Regions from separate parts of the Homo sapiens genome. Here region 1 is linked to region 2. A link is an interaction called in ENCODE POLR2A ChIA-PET data of the cell type or tissue named here. Cell type or tissue: endothelial cell of umbilical vein. All regions are shown on one strand. Links, peaks and the distances in the headings refer to the core of each region. The heading gives the core; the rest is flanking DNA.

Evidence for each region. ChIA-PET counts read pairs that join two places held together with the same protein. Peaks named below come from ENCODE experiments on the same cell type or tissue, not always from the same donor. Only the 100,000 strongest peaks of a DNase experiment are listed, where the experiment ranks them.
Region 1: POLR2A ChIA-PET joins it to region 2 with 7 read pairs; 2 of 35 experiments call an interaction of 5 or more read pairs at or near these places.

Annotation. Positions count from the first base shown.
Region 1 is chrX:97,742,507-97,747,909 of GRCh38, reverse strand. No RefSeq gene overlaps it. Among named protein-coding and RNA genes, the nearest start is that of ERVFC1, 97 kb to the left of the region's middle. In endothelial cell of umbilical vein, for the core only: no CTCF peak of the experiment used is centred there; no DNase peak of the experiment used is centred there.
Region 2 is chrX:97,235,687-97,241,089 of GRCh38, reverse strand. All of the region lies in intron 22 of DIAPH2 (diaphanous related formin 2), which reads right to left. Among named protein-coding and RNA genes, the nearest start is that of DIAPH2-AS1, 330 kb to the left of the region's middle. In endothelial cell of umbilical vein, for the core only: no CTCF peak of the experiment used is centred there; a DNase peak (open chromatin) is centred at 2,219; H3K27ac peaks cover 1,624 bases.

The DNA.
Region 1 (5,403 bases), core at 744-4,743, 510 kb before region 2:
CTTCATTTTCCTCATCTAGAAAACACAGAAGCTGTTGGAAATTTTCAGATCTTCAAATTTGACTGAAAAGTCAATGTTAATCTTGCTTATGTCTTTCTATTCAACAAAGATAATTTCTAACATTTGGGGAGGGGGCACAGAAAGCCTGGCTCACAAAAGACCTGAGCTACTTTAAACAACAAACCGAAGGAAGGTGAAAATGCTGGTATTTCCTGACCACCATCTCCCTGATTAACCTGAGCCATCCTGTTACAGGTAATTAGATAGGCATGAGCGGGGCAGGGCAGGAGAGGGCTCTTCCCCCCTACCCACTAGGAATGTCAGGTGATGGTCCGACAATTATCACATTGCCTCTCTAAAAATGATAATTCAGCAGCGGGTACCAGGATGCAAGGAAGAGACAATCTCCTGATGATCCACAGCTGCTAACATTAAATTGTTAATTGAATGCAGGCACCAGGGGTAAACTACTTCCTAGGCATGTGCGTAAAGAGATAAAATGGTGACGTATGACCTTCCAGAGACACTCCACCGGAAAAGGGAAGGAAGCCTCAGGTAGGTGGGCATGTGTACAACTTCCTAAACACACTGCGCGTGCTCACTTCCCAAGGATAGGGAGGGCACTGCGCACGTGGGCAGCCCACCCTAAGGGAAGAAGCATGGGAAAGAGGCGAGCCTATAAAGCCCTAGGATCACAGTTAAACAGGGCACTTGACCTTCAGGCACTTAACCTTCATGTGCCTGCTTGGGTCTCTTCCAAGCGTACCTTCCTTTCTTTCCTGTTCTAAAGCCTTTTTAAATAAACATCCACACCTGCTCTGAAATTGACCTTGTTCTCTTTTTCTGCCTTTTGACCCTCAGTCGAATTCTTTCTTCTGAAGTGGCAAAAATTAAAGTTGCCGCAGACCCATACAGATTCGCCACTGGTAACTCGGATACTTCCACTGGTAACAATCCAATTGTAGATGAATATGTGGAAGCTGTTCCCCTGCTGTGATGGAGGACCCAGTAATTATCCATCCATTCCAGTCTGCTTATTTGGAATAATCAGGCCATCAAAGAAATGGGTGGCACCTACTCACTGGCATCTTTACCTCTCCTTCACACTCCATCACATCTTCACCCACACCTACCCATGAATACACATACATTTGTATGCTCACTTTTGCCCAAAATACAGGGAATGGCTTCCAGTCATATGTGCAGGGCTTTTGTTTTGCAATTGGTTAAAGAAAGAAAAAGGTTTGATTGGGAGAGGGGTGCTGGGGAGGACTATAGTGAAAGACCCAAAGAGCTGGAATGAGCTCCATTTGCACTGTGTTCTTTGGACTGGCTTTGATGCTCCTATATAGAAAGGAAGCTAGAGGCAGAAGATGAGGAACATCTTTGACATAGACAATGGCCTTATCATTATGGTCTATAACAGCAGTGAAGTCCCTAAAGGATATTTTAAGGGGAGAGGATATAGACAGATGGGAACAGAAGAAAAATATAGAAGACTCCACTCAGTGGGACTAACCAATCGATTAGTTTATAGGCACATATGAAGCACTCCTCTGGGGACTCTCAGAAATAACTGGGGAACATTTGCAGGTTGCAAGGCTGAGACTCTGCTTCTACGCAGCTGGAAGTTCGTGAGTCAACGAACAACTGGGTTACAGTTGGTAAAGCTTTTCCTCATACTAGCATACAAAGCACAAAGTATAGAGAACTACAACTCAACATGCTTTGGCCTCAAAAAGAGTTTAGGCTTCTAACTAACCACATGGCCACATGGAATGTTAACTCTCCAGCCATTCCTTCTGGAACCCAAACCCCACCGCACCCTCACCCCAACACATATGTACACATATCTAATCTTGTTTAATATAAAAACAGCTCCCAAGGCTGCATTGTCTTTGTGTGCACCCATACCCCTCCACAACTCTCCCTTTGCTCGCATGCCCCCTCTCCCATCCAAAATGCACTTGCTCTTTTGAAACATTTGGTTTCTGCTATAAAGTTAGACCTTTTCTTCATAGCCTACAGGAAGAAGAATCTTTCACCATTCAGTTTCTCAGTTTGTTTTAGCACCCTCCAAAGCCTCCTTTTCATCCCTTTCTGTCTTCTTTTCACTCTCCACCTTGCTGGGAAGTGCCTAGTAACTTAATTCCTCTAGGAATGACAACTTTTGAGTTTAATCCTTTAGGGGACTTACATTTGAATAAGGGACAATCCCCCAACCAAAAGAAATTATTTACTCCTGATGGAACTTGGGACTTCAGCAAAAGGTCCTACAGAGTGGGGACTTGCTGCCAAACCTACCACTTGACAGTTTAGGGTTGAGAAGGCTTCTTTATTTGGTAGAGCCTTGGGACTTCAAATTCTCCCACCCCACTTTCCCATTACACTTTTTCTTAAATTCCGTTTCCTTACATATCTTTCCCATACTTTTCAGGGAAAGAAGCATTTTCCAGTGGTCACAATAAAATCTGGATTCTGCTGATGCTGGCTATTGTTCAGGCAAAAGGAGTGAAAACACATGTCACATAAGATGAGAGTCAACTCATTTTCTTCTTGGCTGGAGAATTGTTTTCCTTGTCACTTTCATGTACTCACTAATTTATATCTTCAGTAGCTATATATTCTAGGGTTTCTTTCCTTTGAAGAGTTTGATATGCTCTTATTGCTCTAATTTTTGAAATAATAATTGTCTTTTGGTAGTTACTGAAAAACTGTCTTAATATGATCTTGAAATAATGCCAAAATGGCCAGAAAAGGGCCATCATTAGGAAAGAGATTGTTCTGGGTCTAGTTTGCAGTAATGAGGACAGGACCTTAGTGGGTGAGCCTAAATTATGCTGTTTTGTTATTCAGAAGCAGTGAGCTTGAGACTGATCCACAGGAATTGTACATTCGTAAATAGAAGTAGGTTAAAGTAATTAATCCTATGTCTTGCAGCTCCAACGTTTTCTCCCTTAAGAGAAATTACCCAGGGTCCAAGGCAGCTAACAACAAGGTGTAGTGATAAAGTGCTTGAGTTCTTTCTGATTTGGGACCTGTTATTTGCTCCAATGTATGTTAGTCTGTTGTATACAAAGCATGTATTTTAAGCCAAAGAGCAAGTATAAATTTGATGTAACCTCATATCCTTCCAAGTCATAGATATGGAAAATGCTTTTAGAAACAAAAAGACACATTTTTAAAAGCAACTCACTAGAACTATTCAAGAAGCAATTAGATGCCATCCTGGGGGAGGGAAACCTTCAATAAAATGGGCAGGTAATTTCTCTTAGCACTTCTTATATTTCTATTTTCATGCTTAATGAAATGGAAGCATGAGAAGGAAGCTCTGCCCATTACTATTTTTTTCCAAGGTAACTTTGAAGTAGTTTTTGAAAATTGCAACATTATTTAAGGTCCTGGACAAATAACTGCATTTGGGAGTTGCATTAGTCCATTCTCATGCTGCTAATAAAGACATATCCAGGACTGGGTTATTTATAAAGGAAAGAAGTTTAATTGACTCACAGTTCAGCATGGCTGGGAAACTTAAAATCAGGAAACTTACAGTTATGGCAGAAAGGGACACAAACACGTTCTTCTTCACATGGCAGCAGCAAGGAGAAGTGCCAAGCAAAAGGGGGGAAAGTCCCTTATAAAACCATCAGATCTCATGAGAACTCACTCACTATCATGAGAATAGCATGAAGGTAACTGCTCCCATGATTAAATTGCCTTCCACAGTGTCCCTCCCATGACACATGGGGATTATGGGAACTATAATGCAATATGAGATTTGGGTGGGGACACAGCCAAACCACATCATTCTACCCCTGGCCCCTCCAAAATCTCATGTCCTCATATTTCAAAACACAGTCATGCCCTTCCAACAGTCCCCCAAAGTCTTAACTCATTCCAGCATTAACTCAAAAGTCCAAGTCCAAAGGCTTAATCTAAGACAAGGCAAGTCCCTTCCACCTATGAGCCTGTAAAATCAAAAGCAAGTTAGTTATGTCCTAGATACAATGGGGTTACAGACATTGGGTAAATACACCCATTCCAAATGAGAGAAATTGGGCAAAACAAAGGGGCTATAGGCCCCATGCAAGTCCGACATCCAATAGGGCAGTGATTAAAACTTAAAGTTTCAAAATTATGTCCTTTTACTCCATGTCTCACATCCAGGTCATGCTGATGCAAGAGATGGGCTCCCACAGCCTTGGGCAGCTCTGCCCCTGTGGCTTTGCAGGGTACAGCTCCCCTGCTCCCTGGCTGCTTTCATGGGCTGGCATTGAGTGTCTGTGGCTTTTCCAGATGCACAGTGCAAGGTGTCAGTGGATCTACCATTCTGGGGTCTGGAAGACAATGGCCCTCTTCTCACAGCTCCACTATGCAGTGTCCCAGTAGGGACTCTGTGTGGGGGCTCCAACCCCACATTTCCCTTCTGCACTGCCTTAGCAGAGGTTCTCCATGAAGGCTCCACCCCTGCAGCAAACTTTTGGCTGGACATCCAGGCATTTCCATACATCCTCTGAAATCTAGGCAGAGGTTCTCAAACCTCTATTCTTGACTTCTGTGCACCCACAGGCTCAACACCAAATGGAAACCACCAAGGCTTGGAGCTTGCACCCTCTGAAGCAAATGCCTGAGCTGTACGTTGGCCCCTTTTAGCCACAGCTGGAGCCGAAGCAACTGGGACACAGAGCACCATGCTATGAGGCTGCATACAGCAGGGGGCGCCCTGGGCCCAGCCCAGGAAACCATTTTTCCCTCCTAGTGCTCCAGGCCTATGATAGGAGGGGCTGCTATGAAGGTCTCTGACATCCCCTGGAGATGGTTTGCCCCATTATCTTGGTGAATAACATTTGGCTCCTCATTACTTATGCAAATTTACACAGCAGGCTTGAATTTCTCCCCAGAAAATGAGTATTTCTTTTCTATCACATCATCAGGCTGCAAATTTTCCAAACTTTTATGCTCTGCTTCCTCTTGAACACTTTGCTGCTTAGAAATTTCTTCTGTCAAATACCCTAAATCATCTCTCTCAAGTTCAAAGTTCCACAGATCTCTAGGGCAGGGGCAAAATGCTGCCAGTCTCTTTGCATAGTAAGAGTGACCTTTACTCCAGTTCCCAACAAGTCCCTCATCTTCATCTGAGATCACCTTAGCCTGGACTTCATTGTCCATATCACTATCAGCATCTTGGTCAAAGCTATTCAACAAGTCTCTAGGAAGTTCCAAACTTTCCCACATTTCCCTGTCTTCTTCTGAGCCCTCCAAATTGTTCCAACCTCTGCCTGTTACCCAATTCCAAAGTCACTTCCACATTTTCCGGTATCCTTTTAGTGGCACCCCACTCTCTGTGGTACCAATTTACTCCATTAGTCTGTTCTCAGGCTTCTATGAAGAAAAGAGGTTTAA
Region 2 (5,403 bases), core at 549-4,548:
TCATGAAATAAAACCTGTACTCTTTATCATTCATTGGCACAAGGTCATGTTACTTATATATGCTGCTGTGGCAGAATTGGATGGGGTAGGAATGGTTTTAGGAATCAGACAGACCTAGGTTCTAATCTCAGCCATACATATTACTAGTTAGGTTATCTTAAGCCAATGACTTAGCTTCTCTAGGCCTTCATTTCCTGATTTGCAAAATGATGATGATAATATCTTCCTTAAAGGGTAGTCATTTAGGTTAAATGATTTGATAAAGTACTTATTATTATACCTAGTACATAAATATTCATTTTATATTTCACTATCCTCTTTCCTACACCCTACCTTCCAACATACACATTCCCACTGTATACATGCTACCACGAATTAAACAACTATTTAGATGTAATCTACGGGAAAAAAATGCAGACATTTCCAACCTGCTATCCCTACTATGGCCTAATTTAACGTAATATTGGTCTTTTTTTTTTTTTTTGAGATGCAGTCTTGCTCTGTTGCCCAGGCTGGAATGCAGTGGTACAATCTCGGCTCACTACAAGCTCTGCTTCCCAGGTTCACGCCATTCTCCTGCCTCAGCCTCCTGAGTAGCTGGGACTACAGGCGCCCGCCACCACGCCCGGCTAACTTTTTGTATTTTTAGTAGAGACGGGGTTTCACTGTGTTAGCCAGGATGGTCTCGATCTCCTGACCTCGTGATCCACCCTCCTCGGCCTCCCAAAGTGCTGGGATTACAGGCGCGAGCCACAGCGCCCAGCTGGTCTTTTTTTAATAAAGAGAACTAAATTTAGATTGTGTTTTCTGTGTTTAGATTTTACAGGGTACATGGAATTTTAGGTTTGGGAACTAGTGACAATTACACTAACTAACAGCCAATTTATCAGACTTATTAGCAAGTTCCAAATTTAAATAATATTTCTGGAAATTAAAACCCATGCAATAGTCTGTATTTCCTTGGCATTTAAAAGTTCATCACTTTGGCTTTCTAGACTTGTCTAAAAGGTAACAGACAAAAAAAAAGTATTAGAAAAGAATTAATATGTGTTTACCTGCCTCATTAATTGCCTTGAACACATTTGCCTCAATCTTAAGAGTTGGCAATCAATTAATATTATGATTATTTAAATATTTAACTAGGTCTTTGCCTACACTACTTCTAATATTTCTCAGGTAGGGGGTGCATGTGCGTGTGCGTGTGTGTGTGTGAGAAAGAGAGAGAGAGAAAGAGAGAGAGAGAGAGAGAGAGAGATTTTTACTAGAGGTTGCAGGGTGATGATGGTACCTGTAGTGCCAAGAATATTTAAGTACCAGAGTGGGTTAGAAATGCTTGCCTTTGCACAGCCTCAGCCTCAGGGTATATTTTTGTGCCTGTCATTATATTAGTTCACTAATATAAACTAGGGGGTCTTTAATGACAGTGCAAACATTTTCTATCTGAGTAAATTCCCACTACAGGCATTTTCAATGACTGATTAGTCAGTCTGGTAGCACTTTAATTTTTTTTCTCTCATTTCATTTTTTAAATCTGCTACTGAATTACTGAATCTGAATTATAACACTAAAAAATTAAATTATAGCTATCGGGTTCTTTATTATAGCTTTCTTCCTTGTACTCCATAAATAACCTTTTAAGCTTAGTGTACTCTCTTGAGTTATATGTAGGAGAAACTTTCCTCACATATCTTATTTATCTACTTGCTTCAGTTGAAAAATATACATATACTTTTTCCCTGGCTTCAAGCAAATATATGATAGTGGCCTGATCCTCATTCAAAACATTTTAAATGACAGACTTTCTCTAATACATAATCCTAAGGTAAAGTATAAGATACATATTTTAAGCAAGAGTTTGAACGGAAGGACTCTTCAATTACACAGTATATAAGAGAACAGATATGCATGCAAGAAAAAAAATCACAGTATTCCAGTGACACTGTCTAGACCATATTAAGAATGTGTAATTCTATGTAAATATAAAAGCATTTCCAGGAATTTGTGGATTTTTTTCTGAATTAAATGTTTCTATTCATTGTAACCATTGACAAATTAACGGAGCACTTCTTACATCTTTGCTCTAAGAAAGACCAAGTAAGAATTTACTCTTGCAAGTCTATATGTGAATAGGCCCAAACATGATTATATAAGTACCCTGTAATTTTCCTTAACTGAATATATTTAGTTGAAGAATTACTATCAGCGGAACGGCATACCATTAAAGTGACTCATCCGGAAAGCATATGTAAAAAAGAAAAGGAACATTACAAGCATCCTGAACAATAGACACTGTTGCATTCTTTCTCAAGTGCATTTATAAGGTAGTTTCATTTTACATGAACGCTGTACCTGGAAATGAAGCAAATGTGTTTATACAGTAACAATAGCAAAAGCTCATCACTGTGAGCTTCTTTGGCCTTTAAAGAAAATAAACGGTAAATGGTACCCAAATAAAAAATCCCTATAATGAAGAAAAATGTGAGAAAATGACTCATTCTTAGGGGGAAAAAAAAAAAAAACCTGTTAAAAAGTCACCTTCACAGAAAACACAACTAGAATTCTTATTCCATAAAACTTAAAAATGTGCATTCTAAATATGTGTTCTTAAGTACCATCATTTACTCCTCTAACATGTGCCCTTGGGAAGAAAGTGCAGTTTTTCTCAACTGGATTCATAATGTGGTCTGAACTGATGCTGATAGCAGAGGAAATCCAGTAAGAAAACATGAAAGCTGCATTCTATGATTTAACTCTTAAAACTTCGCTAAGTACACTTCAATGTCTGAGTTCATACATTTGCACAAGTTCTCAGCCTGAAAACCTCAGTCTGACTGCATGTTTGAAAAAATAAAGAGAGACTTCTAACAAAAAGAAAACAAGGAGGAAGGGAAAGTTTGAAACTGTCTAAGTAATAATTTGCAATAAGAAAATTCTGAAGCCTGAGCACCAAACCAACAGTAGTGGACAGACAGTCAAGCTGCCCCTTGAAGAATCCCAGTCCCTTCCCCTGCTGTCTCTTCTGCAAGTGTTATTCTGCCTGCAGCAAATACTATGCGTGATTTTTTAAATCAAAGGCTAAAAAACAAACTGAAATCTCCTACCTTTCTTGACAGTCTTAGCTCAAGGCCAGGACTAGGAAGTAATAAAGCAATGCTGGATAAAGTCTTGGTGGAATGGTTTGTTCTCGTCAAGAAAAATCTTTTTTTGCGGGCCGGGCGCGGTGGCTCACGCCTGTAATCCCAGCACTTTGGGAGGCCGAGGCGGGTGGATCACGAGGTCAGGAGATGGAGACCATCCTGGCTAACAAGGTGAAACTCCGTCTCTACTAAAAATACAAAAAATTAGCCAGGCGCGGTGGCAGGCGCCTGTGGTACCAGCTACTGGGGAGGCTGAGGCAAGAGAATGGCGCGAACCCGGGAGGTGGAGCTTGCAGTGAGCCAAGATGGCGCCACTGCAGTCCAGCCTGGGCGACAGAGCGAGAGAGACTCTTGTCTCAAAAAAAAAAATAGAAAAAAGAAAAAGAAAAATCTTTTTAAAAACTCATTTGGTTGTTTTGTAATAAAAGATGCCCCACCCACCTACAACTCAAACTGGAATAATTTTAATAGGTCAAGTCTTTTCGACTTGATATTGGTCTAACCTGAATAGTCTTCTCCTGGAGATTTTATTTAAATGGCTGGAATGGCATTCTTCTAAATTAAAAAAAAAAAAGCTTGTCAGGAGCTTCAAATGCTGATAAATCCTTTATGACAATCCCATACTAATGTCTTCACTTGTCCAATCTATGTAATGCATTCTTCTTTAACCTTGGAACTAGAACACTAATGATAAAAGTGTAGGTTGTCAAAGGAGGCTACTTAATATAACAATAGAAAGGCTTAAAATAAATTAGTAAAATCATGGAAAAGCAAGGGCTATGAAGAATGTAGACGTGTTGACTAAAACTAGAAAGAAGAAAATCCTAGTTTAAGAAATCTGAAATTACTAGTCTGTAAAATTTGGAATTTTGAGTATATGTTTATAGGTGTGTTTAGTTGTGAACTACAATAATTGAGTAAATAGTACTGCAAAAAGGTCACGAAGAACAAACAGGTAGAAAACAATTTATATTCAATACTGTCAAACAATGTTTTGACAAACTAGATGCGATAAATGAACACTGTTTCACAACAAGACGACTACCTGCTTCTTGAATAAGCATTCACAAATGCTTTTATCTGAGCAATCACTTAATGAAAACTTTACACGCCGGGCGCGGTGGTTCACGCCTGTAATCCCAGCACTTTGGGAGGCCGAGGCGGGTGGATCACGAGGTCAGGAGATCGAGACCATCCTGGCTAACATGGTGAAACCCCATCTCTACTAAAAATACAAAAAATTAGCCGGGCGTGGTTGCGGGCACCTGTAGTCCCAGCTACTCGGGAGGCTGAGGCAGGAGAATGGCGTGAACCCGGGAGGTGGAGCTTGCAGGGAGCCGAGATTGTGCCACTGCACTCCAGCCTGGGCGATAGAGCGAGACTCCATCTCAAAAAAAAAAAAAAAAATGAAAATGAAAAAAAAAGGAAAAAGAAAACTTTACTAATATATACCCTTACTTCTGGTAAATGGTATCTTCAATAAGTTGTGAAAAGATCATACAGATTGATGAACCATTTGAATAGATACTGTCTTCCACATTACTATTTGGCAAGAATTAAGTACACATAAATAGTGTTTCCATAAAGCTATAATGCTGTATTAAAATAATGTTAGCCTTGTTGAGTGTAATTTTTGTGATCATGGGTAAATTTTTCATTAACTTTATTCCTGAACTCTTCAGGGAAATTAATAGGACTATATGCAGATTCTTGCACTTCACAGAGTTTTTGAGGAACAAGTTTAATGCATGAAGTCCACAGGTATGTAACATATACAAAGCCACGAATTTTCACCCAAACTGAATGCAGGTTGTTGAGATCAGTGCTGAGGTCATAGTCCTGAAGCCATTAGAGTCCATTCCACATTAGTGTTGCCTGGATTAGCAATATTTCTCCTGGGTAATAGGGTTATAGGTCAGACAAAAGATGCTTCAAAGGATATAGTAAGCCTATGGTTGTATTTTCCTTATTCATTAACTGTGGATATTAATAGGATTACTATATGCCCTGAAATAAGAAATTGGCAATACAAACTAAAGCAATTAGATAATATAATTGTACTATGTTTTTAAGTTCCTCACTACTGAAAGCAGTCCCTAAATAAAGCAAGTCTTGATTAGTTATCTGGGCATTATCATGTCATAAATTTATTATACTTTATGTAGTTTTGTCTACTAACAAAATAATGGATTTTAAAAAAAAATTTGAGATGAAGTTTGAGAGGTAGGTAGGGTCTTGTAGGACACCGTAAGGAATTTGGGTTTCA